Regions from separate parts of the Homo sapiens genome. Here region 1 is linked to region 2. Evidence: read pairs that join two places in POLR2A ChIA-PET (ENCODE). Cell type or tissue: B cell. All regions are shown on one strand. Links, peaks and the distances in the headings refer to the core of each region. The heading gives the core; the rest is flanking DNA.

The links. ChIA-PET counts read pairs that join two places held together with the same protein. Peaks named below come from ENCODE experiments on the same cell type or tissue, not always from the same donor. Only the 100,000 strongest peaks of a DNase experiment are listed, where the experiment ranks them.
Region 1: POLR2A ChIA-PET joins it to region 2 with 12 read pairs; 8 of 35 experiments call an interaction of 5 or more read pairs at or near these places.

Annotation. Positions count from the first base shown.
Region 1 is chr2:196,097,647-196,108,113 of GRCh38, forward strand. No RefSeq gene overlaps it. Among named protein-coding and RNA genes, the nearest start is that of DNAH7, 34 kb to the left of the region's middle. RefSeq lists enhancers at 3,317-3,406, 3,427-3,576, 3,847-3,946. In B cell, for the core only: no CTCF peak of the experiment used is centred there; DNase peaks (open chromatin) are centred at 3,805, 4,175 and 8,485; H3K4me3 peaks cover 770 bases; H3K27ac peaks cover 2,058 bases.
Region 2 is chr2:196,263,052-196,273,518 of GRCh38, forward strand. HECW2 (HECT, C2 and WW domain containing E3 ubiquitin protein ligase 2) reads right to left here. Exons shown (of 29, transcript NM_001348768.2): 17 at 8,142-8,238. HECW2-AS1 (HECW2 antisense RNA 1) reads left to right here. Exons shown (of 3, transcript NR_110226.1): 3 at 1-1,153. Among named protein-coding and RNA genes, the nearest start is that of HECW2-AS1, 8.3 kb to the left of the region's middle. RefSeq lists an enhancer at 164-283. In B cell, for the core only: no CTCF peak of the experiment used is centred there; DNase peaks (open chromatin) are centred at 5,170 and 5,680; H3K4me3 peaks cover 1,725 bases; H3K27ac peaks cover 6,310 bases.

The DNA.
Region 1 (10,467 bases), core at 1,145-9,144, 170 kb before region 2:
ATAGCTGGTCAGTCAGAAGTATGCATAACCTCCAGGTCTTACCACCAGTGTCTGAAATGAGGGTGGTCTTGGGGGACTGAGCCCTTAACCTGTGGAATCTGCACTCATTCTGGGTTGTGTCAGAACTGAACTACATTATAGGACACCCAGTTGCTGTCAGAGAATCAAGGAATTATTGGAAAGACACTTCACTGGTTAACAAATTAAAAAAGAAAAATTACGTGATCATCACAAAAAGTACAATAAGAAAACAGGTGGCAGATCCTTTAGGGCTGACCTTGCCAATCAGCTTGCCCAGATCCCGTATCTATGTACATAGTGTACCACAACCTTTGGTTACAAGTGAACCAAGTCCGTGAAGGGCTTCTGAAAGCCAGAGCCCCTAAGCTAACTTCTCTAACTTCAAGCTGACTCATCCATTTTTTTCTACTATCGTGTATGATTATTATACTTTTCTACATGTGCTGTCATGTGACAGTTACAGGTTTATAAAAGTAGATGAGCTTTTTATTTCTACTATCGTGTATGATTATTATAATTTTCTACACATGCTGTCATATGAAAGTTACAGGTTTTTAAAAGTAGATGAGCTTCGCTCAGAGAGGTAACTCTTTTGTCCTGTTGTTCTACCCTCTAATAATTGCTATGTAAGATCTATTGGTTTCATTTGACTAGAGCTTATCTATTTAAAACTTTTTAAACCTGTAATTACTAGGAATTTCTCTTTTCTTCTCTCCATGTCCCAAATTAATGTGACACAAGAATCATGGGTAAAAGTACCCCAAACTTACCTTGATTGGGCTGAATCAAGGCAAAGATTGAGGAAGTGGAGTATTAGCATGTCTATTTGACCACTTACATAGTCATACCCTGCAATATAATTGTTCTCAGTAATCAAACTGATATTTTTGTCTCCATTGGTTTGAGTGCTACAGAACCTAAGAGGGAAAGAACTATTTTACTTATTAATCTTTTAATATGCCAATACATATAATTTTTAAAATAAGGGATTATTCTGACTTAAAATAAATAGATGAGACAAAAAGAAATGCAGGTTCCCCAATAATTTGCAAACTATTCACCTATTGCAAATATTTCCATAAATAGCCCCCTCTTCTGCTCTTGTTCTCTCTAATTTATGACTGGAAAATCTCCTTGAAAACTCTTTCATTTACCAACTCCAAGCTAAGCCTCCTGCCCTCCTCTCTTCTGCCTTATACTGACCTGTGACCAGTGTCAGATGGGCCTCTTAGAGCAAACCTTTCTGCTCTTCCTTCACCCTCTCCACTGTCTTCACACACTGTCCATGTGGAATCTTTCTTTCTTAAAGGGCATAGATAATGACTGTGCCCCATGAACTGAAGTCATGGTTGGTGAGTTTTCAGCCTCCATTTTTTTCAGTTTTTCAATTGCTGTTGGCCAGGAGCCCCTTCCAAAAATCAACACATCATGCCTCTATTCTGGAATAAGCATCTTCCAGGTAACCCTCAAATGGATCATATTTTGAGAATTGCAGGCTCACTTCAGTTAGCACGGCATTAGCAAGCTATTCTCTTTCTATCTTCTTCAGAGGTGTTTATTCAGTGGCTCCTGTCTGTGAAGGGTGTCTTCAATCTGCAGTCTGAAGGAAAGAATCTCCACCAGCCATATTTTTGCCAATGCTTGTCCCATTGTTTCTTCCTTGCCACTCCTCCAAAACACACACATACATTCTATACCTCTACTAGCACCCACTATAATCACTGTTTCTACATTCACAGATGCAAAATGCCTTTATGTTCAGAGATGGTTAACATTTTCTTTTTGTCACAAAATCTGTAGGTTGCTTTTTGGATTTTTAGTAATAATCTTACATAGAATACACTTACATAGGACATGGTTCCTAGCCAAAGACATCCAAAAGGTTTGCTCAAAAACATGTCTTGTTGGGTCAGCCTTTATTAAATCCTCCCCAGGAGCCGATATTTTGGGAACAAAATATTACTGGTAAAGAGAAGCATGTGAAGTTTCCAAAAGCAAAAGTGTCTGTAACCAATGAACAGATAAAATTTCAAGGCCTATACAGTAAAGCAGCTGTTAGATGATTTACTGGAAAATTCCTCCAAAACATAATAGAGGCTGCCCACTACAAAGGAAATATTTTTCCTTCAAGTGCATAATATTCAAGTTCAATATGTTATGTACTCAAATTACCTCTCTATTAAAATCTGGGGTTTTCACGATAACCTCCACCATGGGGACTTGATTCTCATTCCATCCCAATGAAAAGCCAGGACAGCACTGGTTGGTGTGAGATTCATGAGGTGAGTTCCAAACTCCAGAGACTCATTCCTTTTGTGCAGCTTCCAGTATCAATAACACAGGATAGGACTTCATTTCCCAGGCATATAAGTGACTCACACTAAACTAGACAAATTCGATAACCTCTCACTTTCATTTAGAGAAATGATCATAAAGCTGCCAGTGGGGCACCATGTGATTTTCAAGGCGGGCAGCACAATTGCAAAACAATACTTGCAGGAATCATAGAGGAAGAGAACAATTGTTTCCAGCACCTCCCTTATCTCACTATATGGACAGACAGTGCATAGAGGGACATTCTCAGATGCCACAGCACTTGAGTGTTTTGGTAAAGTCCTGATGGAGACCAGGGAAAGCGGCAAGAGAGTGAGGTGTGCAGCACACAGCACAGTCACTGCTCCACAGCACCAGAGATCTGGAGGCACACGTGGAACCAAATGGGCCAAAAAAAAAAAAAAAAAAAAAAAAGGAATTCATAGTCCTCAGGCCAAGAATTCTCCATTTAACCTCATTCTTGACTCTGCCAACCCACGCGATCATTTATTAGGAGTTAACAGAAACCTTTAGGGAGAGATTTGTTAAGGGTTACAGAATCAGAGCAAGGGAGGAGGAATACGTTTCTAGTGTTCTATACCACTGTAGGACTACTACAGTTAACAATATGTAGTTTCAAATAGCTAGAAGGAAGGATATTGAATGTTCCCAACACAAAGAAATGATAAATGTTTGAGATAATGGATATGCTAATTACCCTGATCTAATCATCATACATTATATGTATCAAAACATCCTTACATACCCCATGAATATGTACAATTATTATGTGTAAATTAAGAAAGAAAGAAATCTCTTGGACTCCATGTAATGTATTTACGCACAGAACACATTCTGGCTCAAACTAGGAGGTGGAGGTCTCCAACTGTACAAAGGGCACTATTGCACTTACTAGGGGTAAGGATTAGAGCTTTCGATCTACACAGGAAAAGTAGAAATGGCAGTCAAGAGCCACAGTGATGCAAGCTGAAGTCAAACCAAGAGGTGTTCCCTGCCACTTGTCTCTTATTTTGAACATGCCAACTAATTGCAGCCCACCCATCCATCCTTCCTTGTGCCAGAGGTGAGGGCTAAGCCATTGCTGCAGAAGTCCTCTTCAGCAGATAGCTGTTTATCTGGTCCTTGATTAATGGTAAGGGGGCTGCTCCTAGCTTTGTTTGGATGTTCAGACAGCAAGAGAGGACACTTGGTTTCAATATGTATATCTATTTGATTCAACCTCCAGCTAAACAATCCTGTTTTCCCTAAGAAATGAACATGGAAATGGTCAAATGTCCACAGGAACATTGGTACAGGAGGAGTATGTTCAATAATCACAAGATATGAGTCAGATGTTCAGAGTGTGATTTTGATATGAACCTTTATTGTGGGAGAGGGAGGGAGGGTTGAGCTATCTGAGAATCAGTTCTGGCTCAGTCCCTTGAGCCTGCTTGGGTGCGAAGGTTTCAGTTCTGTGTCAGTGACTCAGCTCTACTCTGTTCAGGGAAGATAAATTAGGTGCCACGTGCTTTACTCTTAGTGAAATAGGTTATTTTGGGGGAAATATGTGGAAAGTTACTTTTTAAGAAATTCCAGTGAATATGAAGGGCTCCTATCTGAAAAGATGCACATTTGGCTTGTTGTGAGAATTTTTTCCTTCCTTATGAAAAACATCTTGTCTTCAAATTTGTCTGGAACTGTTTACTACATTGCCCTTTTGAGTTGCACCAATAAGAAGGGAGTCAAACACCATTTCCAATAATACTCTGCTCAGTCATAGTGACAGTATGCCCCTGCCTCCCACGCTGCCACACCAGTCCCAGCCGAGGAGCACCTGTGAAGTCTGTTCTGCATCACAGCAGTAAGCAGTCACAGGGCCTATTAGTTATGCACAGCAGGAGAGACCTTGGGGTCAGTGTTAGAGTTATGTTTTTCATACGCATGCAAGACAGCTTACATTCTGCACTCTGGTGGCGTGCAGATGTCCTGGAGAGTAAGGCTCCTTTGGTTCCCTCACTTTTCCTTTTGCTAATAGACCCCAGGCTTTGTTCAGGGATCAGGCAACAATATGCTCATGGTAGTTAGGCTCAGTCTCAGAGAGGAGTCATGGATCATCCATTCCCCTTTGCCTGTGAATGGCGTAGGGATCATGCCAAAAAAAGAAACACTGCTTAGGGGTTTGGAAAAAGTATTTTCTTCCTAGTAAAAGAAATCTTGGTATGACTGAGCTGCTAAATCAATCCACCCTGCAACCCTAATTTTGGACTTCTTGTTTGGAGAGATAATAAATTCTTTATTGTTTAAACCCCATTGGATATAGTGAAAATTTCACCAAAAAGCATCCTAACTGGTCCTCACGGGTAGGAACCTGAATTTATTTCAACTTCTGGAAGACTGTTATGAGCCACAGACTGTCAACTCCTATACAAGCTGAGAAAATAAGCATTCATGGTAAACTGGGGTTATTGAGGAAATTGCAGTTGAATTTGCTCACCTGTAAAATGGGAATATCAGTAGTAACAATTTCAAAGTCTCATCCTGATGATTAATTTAACCCAGGCAAAGCTCTTAAAGCAGTGCCTGGCACATAGAAAAGACACAATTTAATTATCAAGTGTTGTTATAGAGATGAGGAGGCAAGAAGGATTGATCACTTGGGGCTAAATTAGGGATACCAACTAGGAACAAAGATACTCACTTGCAAAGAGAAAGATGATGGCAGACACTCTGGCATGGCTGGCTAGTAGTAAAGTAATATAGAGGAGATCATAATTACAGTTTACCAAGCCCTCTTCATCATGTTCATTCCCTTTGCATGAACACAATTTCCTCAATACCTACAGTTTACCATTAATGCTTATTTTTTCAACGTATATAGGAGTTGATAGTTTGTGGCTTATAATACTCTTCCAGAAATCGAAAGTAAATTCAGGTTCCTACCCCTGAAGACCAGTTAGGATGATTTTTGGTGCAATTTTCACTATATCAAATGGAGTTTAAACAATAAGGAATTTATCATCTCTCTATACAAGAAGTCCAAAATTAGGGTTGCAGGGTGGATTGATTTAGCAGCTCAGTCATATCAAGCTTTCTTTTATTAGGAAGAAAAGCCTTTTTCCGAAGCCCCATGTACTCCCGCTAACTACATGGGTGAGCTGGCTGTGACTGCAGCTCTCATCCAGAATTTGTCTCTAGGGTTGGTTTAGTTCACCTGGTGTGATAGACTGAATAATGAATGACCACTGTCCCCAAAGATGTCAATGTCCTAATCCTTGGAACCTATGAAAATGTTAATTTAGTTCAATGATAAAAGGGACTTAGCACATGTTATTACATTAGGGATCGTGAGATCGAGAGATTATCCTGAATTATCCAGGAGAGCCCAAGATCCTTATAAAAAGGAGGAAAGTCAATACTAGGAGATGTGATGATGGAAGCCACAGACTGGAGTGATGTGAGGAAGGGGCCACAAGCTAAGGAATATAGGCAGTCTCTAGAATCTGAAAAAGGCAAGGAAACAGATTCCCCCCTAAGCATCCAGAAGGAACACAGCCCTGCCTACAGATTGACTATAAACTTCTGACCCCTGAACTGTCAAGGAATACATCTGCATTGTTTTAGGCCACTAAGTTTGTGGTAATTTGTTACACCTGCAACAGGAAATTAATATACCTGACTAACCAGCTGAGACATGATCCCTAATTCCCTTTGTTAGTTTGTATGTTTCTGCTGCAAGTAACAGAAGCCTGAACTCAAAATAGTTTCTGCAGTTAAGGGATCTATTGTCTCACATATTAAAAACAGAGTAACAGAGTCAGGATGTTACAAGTTGGTTCATTCAACAGCTCAATGACATCATCAAAGATCCAGGGTTTTTTTTCCCCAAATCCTTGCTTTGTTTTTTTTCAGCACAAAGGTTTATCTTTTTGGGTTGACCCACTCATGGTCAAATGTGGTTGCTGCAGTTACACTCATGGTCAAAAGTGGTTACTGCAGTTCTAAGCACTATATCTTTACACGTTAACGTCTAAAAGTTGGAAGAGAAAACCTCGTCTTTCCTGTGTCATTTTCAAAGTACCAGGAATATTTCCCAAGAAGTCTCCCGGTAGGCTTTGCTTCTCACAGCATTAGCAAGAATGGAGTCATTCAGCCATTTCTAAACCAGTCGCTGAGAGAGGCATAGAATCAAGATCCACCTCCTGGGACAACTGAAGGGCTGGCCTCTTTTGAAGGTTGTGGTGGCCTAGTTCATGGCTTGTGTTAGTGAGTAAGAAGAGGGGAGAAGGATGGCACAGTTAGCAAATAGCAATGTCTGTTATACACCCTCTTCAAGGTTCCTTGTGAGCGGTCAACCTTACCAGACAGAACAATCTTCCAAGGTAGACGAGGGCTGTCTTTTAGGCAAGGAGTTCAAGTGTCTATAATTCTCACTCTTTTTGCTTAGGATCTTCTGACTAATGAAACACATTCATTTAGTTTATATTTTTATTTGCATAGGGTAAGCCCTAAATAAATGTTTACCAAATTCAGGGTCAATATTTGTGCCTCCAGTGATATTATTGTATTATTGTTTGATTCTCAACCATGTGGGCTGATATTTACAGTCTATTGGAGATTTCAGGAGGCATAGATACATAAAAGTAAAAGTACTAACTTTCACATAACATTTTCTTTGTGCCTGTCATACTTTACATAATTCTTTTAACCTTAGCTATAGGAAGTGGTACTGTTTTTAATTCCCATTTTATAGATAAAGAAATCTAGGCACAGAGAGGAAAACCATTGCTAATCCACAAATTCCTAAAGCAAAACAATTTTCTTCACAGCAGTATGTTGTTTTAATTATGGCTATATTTAAATGGATGAAATGTCTAGAAAGAAAATATTGGTAATTTATCTGGACGACTCCAAATACATATTTGATATGGTACCAGGAAAAGAGCAATTAGAGAGCCACCCCTTGCCACTGCTTAACCTTTCCCAAAGGGGTGGCTCTCTAATTATATTTTTAAGAAAGTAATAAAAATTTAGGAAATACATGTCTGATACATGATATAAACTGCAGGGAGATTTTATCCAAAAAATTCTTTTAGGTGTAAAATTAAACAAAATAAGCAGCATTCAAACCTAAATGAAGGGCTGACAAAAACAAAATGAAAAGTAATGTGTATGTGGGAAAGAAACCAACAGAAAAATATAAACTTTATAAATTGTGGCATAAAACTCATCAACTAGAGGGAAAATGTGAGATTTCAAGTAGTTGACTTAGAATCAAAATCCTTTGGCTTTCCCTAGTTGGAGACCAACATTTTTAATGGTTTTTATATGTTTGTATAACTATGTTGACTATTCTCTACACTAACCTCTTCTTTCAAAAGTATGTATGGAATATTGTGCTATAACCATTCCAGACTTAGAAGCCTAGACTCTGTTTTGGCTAGTGGGCTTTCCCAATCACTGTTTATCCATTTTACTGCTATTGGTTTTAGGTATAATAGAGCCAAATGTTTTCATCAATCATTTCATAAAGATAGGGATAGTAATAAACTTCATGTTAAATTTACTGATTCCCTCTAGGAGAGATAATTATGCCTGAAAATGCTGGTATCATTATGTTGGTTGGCACTGTAAGGGAAATTGAGATGGTTTTAAATAATCTACTGAACAGTAGGAATTTCTATACTGAGTAAATAAAGATTTGTTTTAAAAAATTCCCCTCATCTGAGTCCTGTTAGAACTAGACTATGTGATACAAAGTAAACCAAGGAATGCCTTCAGGAACACAAAATCCTGAAACACACAAAGGGAAATAAAAGGCTAATTTATGGTAAAATACAAAGCATAAAACACAAAAGTTCCTAAAGCAAAACAATTTTCATCATAGCAGTACATTGTTTCAATTACAGCTACATTTAAACATATGAAATGTCTAGAAAGAAAATATTGGTAATTTATCTGGATGACTCCAGATAAATATTTGATATGGTACCAGGAAAAGAGCAATGATCCAGATTTTCTTCTTTTCAGAACTTGACTCTAAAACTGTTCTTGTTATAACTTTAAGGAGTTGGTTAAAATAGTTCACTGATAATTACGAATGTACTTCCTCTTTGCATTTAGTTTCCCCGGCTGATTTATTCTTGCCAAGCAGTTCTGAACACATGATTTCCTCTGAATCTCTAGATTTTAAATTGACATTTCTATGGCATGCTGAATCATTGCGGGTCGAGTTTTAATTAGTCTCAGGCCTTTGGAAACCAATTCGGCAGAATACACAAGAGTCCTACAATGTTTGGGTATCTGACCCAATAGTTCTGATTATGGAAGTCACTTTCAGGAAATAAGACAAAATTCAGAAAATATATTTATGTTAAATAATGTTTGTCCATATGGTAATTATACTAGCCAAGATAAGAAATAATCTAAACGGCCAGTAATGGCAAGATGGTTAAGCAAATTATGATATAACCACTGAATGAGATGTTATTGTCTGCAACAGTTACAATAAAATGAGAAAATTCTTAAATATGACAAGTGCAGGGACATGTAGATGGCAGAATGCAAAATTGCATTTGGCATTTGATCTTACTTCAGCCACATAAAACAACAGGGTTGAATTTTAGTATCTCAATAACATATCAAAACTGCCTGTTGATAGCTCGGAAAAAAGCTAAGCTAAATATATTATTTAGGCACATATACACGTACATGTGTGTTTGCAAGTGTCCATGTGTGCATGATGAAACTAAAAGAAAGGAATGAAAAGCACAAAATTTGGGATAACAGTCACCTCTGGCAAGAAGGCACAGGTCAGGAGGCACCAGGGAAAACAAGTACAGGAGACATAAACATTTAACTTTTGGGCAGGGCAGAGGGTCTTTATTAATCATTATGTCATTTCATGATGAATAAACAGAATGAAGAGTGGCCATACATGGACCAGTGATTATTATGTGCCATAAAACAAGAATTCTGATTCATTCCATTTTCACCATTATTAAAATAGGAGATTATGAGTGACTTTTTTCGCTTTATACATAAATTTCTACAATTTCGAAATTTCTTTTTTTTTTTTTTTTTGACAGAGTCTCGGTCTTTCCTCCAGGCTGGAGTGCAGTGGCGCCATCTCAGCTCACTGCAACCTCCGCCTCCCGGGTTCAGGCAATTCTTTTGCCTCAGCCTCCCGAGTAGCTGGGACTACAGGTGGCACGCTGCCACCCCCGGCTAATTTTTTGTATTTTTAGTAGAGACGGGGTTTCACCGTGTTGCCCAGGCTGGTCGCGAACTCCTGAGCTCAGGCAATCCACCCGCCTCGGCCTTCCAAAATGCTGGGATTATCAGGCGTGAGCCACCGGGCCCAGCCAATTTCTAAATTTCTATAGTTAGCATTATACTTTTAAAATGTAAAAACAACAAACTGGTCTAGAAAGCTTGCAGATTAAAAATAAATTCAATAGATATGTTATACCTGCGTCTGGATGAGCTAAACTTACCCAATTAAGGCGAGGCAATTGAACAGAAAGCTAGAGGTTAATTAAGACTAAACTGCAAACAGTTGGTGGTTATATTATCTAGGCCTGATTTTATTTTTTTAGTCCTGATGATTTAGTCTTCTCTGAGTATCTGACCAAACTGGGCCTTAAGGTAACAAACTCAAAGTATTATATTTTCTTATAATAATCATAACAGCTAACATTACTTTAATAATTCATTAATTTTACTATGTGACAGGTACTGTGCTAACACTTTTCATCCATGGTCAGATTTAATGCTCACACTAAACATATGATAGTTATTAATATTATCCATATTTCACAGATGAGAAAACTGAGGCACAAAGATAGGTGCCTTGCCCAAAGATCACACCACCAGTAAATAAGGGAGCTCAATATCAGAGCTTAATATGGATCAACCCTCCTGCTGAGGAAATAAAAAAAAACTTTGTCCAATATTCATCTCAACAAATACTCATTTACCAAAGTGGAAGTGTAACAAGCCTAAGAGAGGATCCTAGGATTCAGCTCTTAGAACCCTGTGTGAGGTAGATTTAGGGCATAGGCTTTCAGGGTATGGGTCAGGAGACAAAAATTGGAGAAGTACAGATCCTATTAGTCCGTTCTCACGCTGCTATAA
Region 2 (10,467 bases), core at 1,248-9,247:
GAAATAAAAAAAGAATTGGAAAGCCAATGTCCAATTATTTACTAAAACAGAATCCACTGGAGAGAAATGCAAAGGCAGGTAAAAAGGCAATCTCTTAACATGAAAACTCACAACTGTAAAATGAGAACCTAAACTATACAGCGACAAACTCAGGAAAAAGTCTCCAGCTACTGCTGTCTCTCAGACTCTCACAGTATGTGTAACCACTTCCTCCTCTGCACGGAATCACCCCAGAAGATCAACTCTACTAGATCATTTGAGGACAATGAACAAAGTCTCAAGACTGAATTCCCACAGAAAACATTCTCATGAAACCACCCAATATTCTGGTGAAGTTAAAGAAGGGCATGTGTTCGGAGACAACCAGAAGCAGCAATGCTCAAAACCACAAAACTCTGGATTGCCGACTCTGCACATCCTGGTTCCTCTAGATACAGTTCAGTGGCACATTCACAAATAAACGTTTTCAAAAACTGCCCTCAGGCAGTTCTAGAGAAATGCTTTGACTTGCCTAATGGTATAATGTCAAGAAAGGAAGACGAGCACTGATCATTCATACTCATTATTACAGTCACAGGGCACTGTCTGACTTGACAGATACAGCCGAGCAGTTAAAAGGTTATGGGAATTTAAGTCCATTATGGTCATACGATTCTTATGGACCCAGAGATATGAAATTAATCAGCCACATGTGTAGGGACAAAGTTTGTCATAAATAGATATAAGTTATCTGCATGCTAAGAACTTAGTTACTTAACTCTGTTTCCTCATGTTAATATAAACATAATTATAGAATGCAAATGAAATACTTAGCCTGGAGCCTATTATATAGGAAGCACTCAATAATTTCAAACTATTGAGTATATTATTAGATAGGCTCCATAATTATTTATTCCTTTTTCAACAGACAGTATGATCTATTGAAAATAAAGCCAAACTAGATTTCTTTGACCCACTCCTTTTTCTGTTTGTATTGTTGGCAAGTTGTTCTAAATCAACTTGCCAACATACTATTAACATGTTATTAACATAGAAGGGATGCTTATTTTGTTTGCTTTGTAAGAAATGCTTCTGATTCAGTAACTGGGCAATTTATTTAAATATAAGTAAAAAGCAGATTTTATTAAAAACTACTTTGTGCTATCATAAATAACTCATTGTTCTCTGTGATTCAGAAGTGGATTTATTATTCTTTTGGGGTTGGGGAAGGCACTGAGACTGGTTTCAGCACTGATATTTTGCTTTGGTCCACAGACAGTCCAAGTCTAATGAGTTACTAAAGGAAAATGACATTTTACTGAACTGTTTTCTTCATAAATATAACAGAATGTAGGAAAAATCAACAGTAAAACAGATGTACCTAAAATATTATTATTCCTCATGTAAGAAAACCATCTTGAAAATCATGATTGAACCACTTATTAGCAAAAAAACACAATACTTTGGAGAAATATCCAGTGGATGAATGCATGTATAATTTGGGGAATCTTTCAAAGTTACATCAGAGAACAATGTTTATCAGAAAATAATTTAACAAATATCTGAGAGTGATACTATGAAAAGAACCTAAACTAATTTTGGCTATTGGAGTTCCTGTTTTGGGCCTTTTAAATTTTAGGTGATTGACTGTCCAGTTGTCTTCAAGTTGACATTAATAGTTAAAAGAGATTCCATGCATCAAAAATGTGAAAATTAGATATATACGTGATATACAATTCAAAAGCATATGCAGATCTATAAATTAGTACATCCATTCAAATAAAACATGACTAGCACTTATTCCTTTTGCAGAAGTCATAGAATAGATGACAGGTTCTAAGAATCTGTGTTCCTTACTGCCCTGAAGAAGAAAGTCTCTAATCTCTTAATAGGCCTACAAGATAATTAGTTCCTTGGAAAGGTATTTTAATATACCTTTGGATGGCTTCTAAAACGTTATCTTAATGATATTGCCATGATATTTTGGCCCTCAGTAATTTCCAGCTAAACCTTGAGCCAGAAGGCTCAGTCCTCAGTCTAGGCATGGAGCAGTCAAGGCTGGTTTTATTGTGTAAATGTAAAATATTTTAGAGTAACGCTCCCTGTAGGAAACAATGTGACAGCACCACTAAAAAGCCCTCCTATAAACAAATTAATAGTTGAATTAAAGATGGCCAGGCAGGGTGGCTCACGCCTATAATCCCAACACTTTGGGAGGCCCAGGAAGGCAGATCACTTGAGGCCAGGAGTTCAAGACTGGCCTGGCCAACATGGTGAAACCCCATCTCTACTGAAAATACAAAAATTAGCCGGGCATGGTAGTGCATTGCTGTAGTTCTGGCTACTCAGGAGGCTGAGGTACAAGAATTGCTTGAACCCGGGAGGCAGAGGTTGCAGTGAGCCGAGATTGTGCCCACTGCACTCCAGCCTGGGTGACAGAGTGAGACTCTGTCCGCTCCCCACCCCCAAAAGGAAAAGAGATCCTAGATCCTAGTTGCATTTAAATTATATCCACAGAATCACACTGGTCCATTTATATGCATGATTAATTTCAGGAATAGTGGTTTTTAGAATTAGAGTAAGTTTAGGGGCAAATTACTTTAAACTGAGTCCTTCTGATAGAACAAAGAAGTGAAGGGCACACTACTAATATAATATTGATTTAAATTTACTATATGCTTACTATGCTTACACAGTATCAAATGGTTTATACATATATTATTTCATTTAATCTTCAAAAAGATGCTGGAAGTTAGAAATTCCGATCCCCATTTTACAGACGAGGATGACAACTTGGAGGTTGTTTAATGTCTCATTCGAAGTCACCTGGTGGGTAAATTGCAGAGCCAGAATTCAAACCTAGGCCTTTCTGGCTCCAAACCTGAACAAAATCTTAAGAGCTATACTCAACTACCTTCTAAGAGCCATTACTGCTGCTCTCCCAGTGAGACAGAGTCTACTATTAGGACTTCCCAATGACCATTACTATGTGGTGTCAATAAATTATTTTAATCAGGTGTCCAGGCACAGTGGCTCATGCCTGTTATCCCAGCACTTTGGGAGGCTGAAGCAGGAGGATCTCTTAAGCCCAGGTATTCAAAATGAACCTGTACAACATAGCAAGACTCCATCTCTATTAAAAAAAAAAAAAAAAAAACACAAAACAATTAGCGGGGCAAGGTGGTGTGCTCCTGTAGTCCCAGCTACTTGGAAGGCTGAGGCAGGAGGATGGCTTGAGCCCAGGAGGTTGATGCTGCAGTCAGCTGTGATCGCGACACTACACTGCAGCCTGGGCAACAGAGTGAGACCCCCTGCCTCAAAAGAAAAAAAAAAAGGTGTCTTTAAAAATTCAATAATTATCCCTATGTAAACTGTCTGTAGGAAAATAATAGTCTCAGTCCAGATTTGCTATTATTTAAGTTTGGTACAGCAAAGATCAGAAGTTTGCCATGTTGGTCCAGACATCTGAGTGATAAGTAAACAAATCAGGAGAGGACTAAGGGAGAGAGCTAGGCAGGTCTTAACAGGAAAATGCATATGGATCATCAGAAGTAAATTCATGCTATTTTCACCAAGTACTTCAGTTGTTAACCAAGACTAACATTTCCAGTCTAATATTATATGCAGAAAAATTCATTTGCCACAAAGCTAGAAAAGAAATAGGTTAGCAATTTTGAACACTAGGGTTTATCTTAAGAAAGATAGCTTTTGAAACTTTAACTTTTTATTAACTAAAATTCTGTATTGTTTGATAAACTTCAAAATGGGCCATTATTTTTAAAATAAAAAAATTAAGAGTAAAATTAAACTCTAACAAAACCCCAGGGCTCTTCAAATAGGATAATGAAAGGAAATAGAAGGTTCAAGTCTGCATTTGCCTCTAGTCTGGTGAATCCTGAGACACATATCCATTTGCCTTTTGTGGTTCAGAATTTCTTGACTCCCAAGTTACTGATTTCCTGATAACATAAAATATGGAATGATCTAATCTACCCAGAATGAAAAAATTATCACAGATCATGTCCTCATGGTGAGGGGAGTTATATAGGAAGCACTCAAGGAGGAAACAGCCTGCTGCCAAAAATAATCACTGGTGCCTGGGGAGAGCTGGACTAGTAGGGAACAGATTTACTGGCTGGACTTAATAATCATATTAGAGGGGAAATTCTCAACTCTTAACTCAGGTTCATGGCCTTTCTCATTACATAGTGCTATACAAACACCAATACTAAAAATTTTATTGAATTTTTAAATGTGCATTACATTCACCTATAAAATACTGTTAAAGGTTGTTTTCTAATGAATATATTTGTATTCGTATAAAATGTTAGAACTTTTTTTCAGCTTTTATTTTAGTGTCATAGCATACAAACATCTTCTTTCAGTGAGAACCAGTAGTAGCATATAATAATGCCATGGGGACACTACCCATTTTACAGATGTGGTACTGACGTTTGGAAGCTGATTTTTCTAACAGGGGAAATAAACATCTCCTGAGGTTTGTTTAAAAAAAAAAAGGACAGCAACTTAGTACCATTCACATTTGCGTGATAAATGAATTTATAGGGAGCAGTGATTTAAATACAGCAGTTGAAAGTAAAAGCCATATCACAATGCATGGAAAACCATAGCCACATAGACAGGAAGACACACCAGTGAAGTCTCAGGGAAGAGAAAACTATACATAGATGCAAACTAAATGAATTGCCTGCTATCCTCTGGCTTAGGATGAATCACAAGCAAACCAAGAAAACACAAAGTAAAGAGGTATACCTACTTCAATCTCTCAAGGGCTACCACTTTTATCATTATATTATGGGAAAAATAAGAAGGAATATTTATCTTAAGTGGTGTGCCACAGATGAGAAAGGACATATGCCAAGCTATGTTGGTACTGGGAGTCCTTGCTCCAGGTATGAATATAAGGTCCACAGTGAACTTTGACACATAGATTACTGAGTGGCTCCATTCCATGTATAAATCTGTTATCAAAAATATCATTGAAATAGGAAATTAAAGAAGTTCAGCCTATTTCCCACCCCTGTGTTTGTGGGAATGCTCCTCACAACTATATAAAACAGAATGTTCTCTTAGATATACAAACTTCCCCTTTACGATGTTATGATAAGCAAAATATTTAACTCCCAAAAACTTGACAGAAAATGAAAGTGCAGTGTGACACACACTCTGGATAGGAGGAGTGGTATTATCTCATTGATTTACTTTTACTTATCATGACAGCATCTGCTTCCCATGGTCACATTCTGTAAAGATGGAAATATATTTCATAGCCTATCAAATAATTGCATAAAAATAGATTACCATGTGAATCCTATGTTAGAAGAAAGATTATGCTTAACTGAGGACTCTAGATGCCACTAAAAAAAAATCTTCAACATCTTTAGGAGATTAGAGACTTTTCAGACTCTAAAAAGCAGAAAGAAAACAAAACAAAACTTGAAGCTACCAACTTGGGCCTGCAGCTTTTCCCTCTGTTAGGATCTGTTAAGATTCTGTCAAGTCATTAAAGACTAATGACAAATGCCCTGTCCAGGTAGATTAGATCACCTAATCTCTCTGATGGTGGAGATTTAAAGATATGTTAATTCGTATTACACACTAATGTGGAACGCAGAGAAAAAGTGAAAAACTTCTTGAGTTTCCTGTTTTGTGGGGGATGGGGTACACTTAGAGGAACAGATATTAACTAGTGGCATGTGTTGGTTGGAAGTGGTAGAAGAGAGAGAAAATAGAGTTCCCTTTATTTTGTGATTAGCAAAAGAGGAAGAATTTTGTTTGTTTTGCTTTGAGGTCTAGGATTGCTAACATTTCTAATTAGATCACTGAGGGGCTTGTTTCTGCAATTTTTTAGAACTAAAACTTCTTACACAAGATTCTCTAGGGGAACGTGGATTACTGAGTGGATGCCATAATAAACAAACATGCAAAATCTTCACTTGCATAATTATTATAATTTTTCCGTGGTTAAGAACAGCATGCTTATGTTGGGGAAGGCACTAAGAGTTGAGTCAAATGTTATTAACCATGTGAAACCAGGTGAAACTGGGATTTTTATATACACAGTGTTTATAGTATAATACTTGAAATTTTTTGTAGCTTTAGCCTTTACAAACTTTAGAAGGTAATGACAACTTTAAAGACATGAGACCAAGGTCAGGCACAGTGACTCATGCCTGTAATCCCAGCACTTCGGGAGGCCGAGGCGGGAGGATCACCTGAGGTCAGGCATTCAATACCAGCCTGACTAACATGGTGAAATCCCGTCTCTACTAAAAATACAAAAATTAGCTGGGTGTTGCGGTGGGCACCTGTCATCCCAGCTACTCGGGAGGCTGAAGCAGGAGAATCGCTTGAACCCGGAAGGCAGAGGTTGCAGTGAACCGAGATCGCACCACTGCACTCCAGCCTGGGCGACAAGAGTGGGACTCCGTCTCCCCCTACCTCCAAAAAAAAAAAAAAAAAAAAAAAAAGACATGAGACCAAGAATATCGTGAGTATATTTGGTAATTTATTTTCAAATCGACAACTATATACATATATATTTTTACATTCAGTATGTGCAAAATGCTATTCTAGATATTTGAACAGTAAGGAGGAAAAATAATGATGAGTTGGATAAGATCCCTATTTGCAAGGCTCTTAAAATCTAATTGGAAAATAACGCATAAGGACTTGAAAAGTCAAATCAAAACACAAAAGTCATAAAGTCAAACCAGTACAAAGGACAATGTGATACATTTCATGACTCATGATCAAAATAGTGTCAAGACCAAAGGTTATTGCAGCCAACTGTGCCATCAGAATTATACAGAGAGGTTTTGAAAAAATAATTCTTAGGCTCTACCCCAGACCTCTTGAATTAAATTTCTGGGTAGGGCATGGGAGAACAGGGGTATAAATTCTGAGAAGGGAGAGGAATTGGAGGAGGCATGACCTGGCATTTTGTATTATATAAAGCTTCCCAGGTGATACTGATGAAAACAGTTTGGCACAACTTAGTGGATCAGTATTTGGGAATCACTGCTGTGGGCCAGGATGGTACCACCAGGCAAATATACTTCTACCAGTAAAGGTGACAACTGGACTTGGGGTTAAGAAAGATTTTCAGCAGAAACTCTTCTTTTCCTATTCCCACTGATGCCTAGCACACTTAGATAGAGAAATACTAGCCTAGATCATGAAAGTGAGAGTCCACAGTGGAGTTGAAAGATTTCAAGGAGGGAAAGCTTCTGCTGGGTTTTAGTGGAAAAATCTTGCTTCCCAAACTTAGAAGGAGAGAAAAGCTTGCCAGGGAAGGGGAACAGCATGTATTCAGGAAAGTAAAACTGGGCTTGAGAAATGATGTTTTGAAAAGTTGTTTAGAAGAGAGGGCTCATGCAAGGTGAGGCTCAGTTTTAGAGAATATCAGATTCCCTACTTAGGTTCTAATCTGTTTTTATTATGGAAAAATGTGAATACCAAGTCTGGAACTCTATATATCTCAGTTCAATAAACTGTATGCTACTTTTGCTTACTCAAGTTACACTCAAAAAGTTATGTCATTAATTTCATTATAATCTGCACTTCTAGGATAAACGCTTGGCTTAAATTTTTTTTTCATATTTCGTTTTTTAAATAGGGTTCTGGGTTGTTTAGTTGATTTTATTCACCTTTATTTATTTTTTTTTTGAGACAAAGTCTCACTCTGTCGCCAGGCTGGAGTGCAGTGGTGCAAATCTCAGCTCACTGCAACCTCCACCTCCCAGGTTCAAGCGATTCTCCTGCCTTAGCCTCCCGAGTAGCTACAGGCACACACCACCATGCTCAGCTAGTTTTTGTATTTTTAGTAGAGACGGGGTTTCACCATGTTGGGCAGGATGGTCTTGATCTCTTGACCTCGTGATCTGCCTGCCTCGGCCTCCCCAAGTGCTGAGATTACAGGCGTGAGTCGCCGTGCCCGGCCGATTTTATTCAACTTTTATACTTAATAGAGAGAAGCCAGCACTACAATACCTGGTGATGATGACAAAATATTTGCATACAAGATGTTTTGCAAAGGATGTCAGAAAGAAAGAATAAATTTCCAAGACAACTATCAGTAAAACTAAGATTTAATGGTTTGTGCTTATGCAACTTGAACCAAATACCAATATTATTGTTACCTGAGTGAGTGATTCCTGGTAAGATCAGGTTGACGCTCCTGTAGAATTTCAAAGATATTGGGTTGACGTAGAAATGCAACAATCTTGTCATTGTAAGCTGAAAAAAAAATCAGAAAAGACAACAATTTAAAAAAGAATCTATTTTTAGTTTTATGTATATAAATCCAAACCTGTGTGCCCCACCGGGTTCAAGCAATTTTCCTGCCTCAGGCTTGCAAGTAGCTGGGATTATAGGTGCCTGCCACCATGCTCAGCTAATTTTTTTTTGTATTTTTAGTAGGGATGGGGTTTTGCCATGTTGGCCAGGCTGATCTCAAACTCCTGACCTCAGTTGATCCACCTGCCTTGGCCTCCCAAAGTGCTAGGATTACAGGTGTAAGCCACTGTGCCCGGCCTATAAATCCAAACTTTTCAAAATCATCTGTTTTTCAGCCAGGCATGGTAGCTCACGCCTGTAACCCCAGCACTTTCAGAGTCTGAGTTGGGAGGATCACTTGAGCTCAGGAGATTAAGACCAGCCTGGGCAACATAGTGAGAACTTGTTTCTATTGAAAAACAACAACAACAACAAAAAATAAATAAATGAAATCTGTTTTTCTGGCTAATATTACTTATACTCAAAGTTATAGTTTGGAACTAGACTGTGCCCACCACTATAGGTGCTTACATTCCAATTTGTATCTAACCTTTTATATGATTATTGGACTTAGGTCTGTTAGCTGTGGCTTAGTTAAACATTCTTAGTAAACTCATTTGACAAGCCATATTTATTATCAAATGGCAAGATGAGGTCACCAACGAGATTCTAGATCTTGATCATTTAAACTTACGAAAATCAGCCTCACAGAAATGACAAGTCAGAAATGAAAAACCATCTTCTGATTGATTAGCAGCCAGCCAGGGAGGTAAAGAGGCAGAACTCAATTTGCCAAAATGTACTAGTTGGCAGCAACAACTAGGACCAAAATGCAGAGGACAAACTATTCTAAAACTCTACGTGGAAATAAATGCCATTAAGCCACAAATAGCTCTTTACCAAACCAACTATACCAACAGCTACAACACAATCATCATCACGAACCATGAACAAAATGTGTTTAGAAAAATCTAAATCCCAGTCAAGGTTGGCTAAAGAAACTTAAAAATAGTTAATTAAAATTTATTAAGGATACCGTTAATACTCTTTTGTCAAGAAAATGAATTTGTTTACTTAAGATGATTCATCTTGATTATATTTGTTGATAATCATAAATAGGCACAAATATATTTAAATTCACAGAACTAGGACAGAGTGTCTAAATTCTTAAACATCAGAGATTCTGGTATAGGATATTATCAAGATACATGCCTTTCTTTAACAAATAATTAAACAAAAGAAGTATAATAATTCTGTAGAGATCTGCCATTTCCAATCTTACCTGCATCATATTGCCTATAACATATCTATTTTAGTTATGTATATTTATATATACAATAACAATTTTAAAGAAATACTACCTGCTAAAATGGAATACCATTGTCAACTCAAATGTTCCCTAAGTGCACGTTTCACTATATATGAATAATGAAGACACTTGGATAATTATTGAATCGGGGTTTATAGTGCGTCTGAGCTCAGAGCCCACATAACTGTCTAAGCAACAATTTTATAGTGCTTTAAAATTCCATGTGCAGTATTTAGTGTCATATTAGTAATAACATAAAAAAAAACCTAGACTGTTAGACTTCAACCCTACATTTCTTCTTATCCAGAGGTCAAGCTTCTTAGGTCATGGGCATTACATTGAATTTCATGACATTTTTTTTTTAATTTAAAGAAGACGTTTTAAAACAAAGATAAATGGAGAGCTGGTCTAATTTTTTTTTTTTTTTTTTTTTTTTTTTTTTTTTTTTTGAGATTGGGTCTTGCTCTGTCCCTAGGCTGGAGTGCAGTGGTGCAATCTCGGCTCACTGGAACCTCTGCCTCCCAGGTTCAAGTGATTCTCCTGTCTCAGCCTCCAGAGTAACTGGGCCTACAGGTGCGTGCCACCATGCCTGGCTAATTTTTTGTATTTTTAGTAGAGACGGGGTTTCACCGTGTTAGCCAGGATGGTCTTGATCTGTCGACCTTGTGATCTGCCCATCTCGGCCTCCCAAAGTGCTGGGGTTACAGGCGTGAGCCACTGCGCCCAGCCAACCTAGTCTAATTTAAGACGGAGCACGGAGCCCATATGGCCTCCCACCAGTCTGTCCACTCCACCTGCCTCAGGCGCTCCAGGTTTGGCAACCACTGATCTACTTCAACCTCATCCTTTTAATAACAACTCAAGTTGTTTTTCAGGCCTTT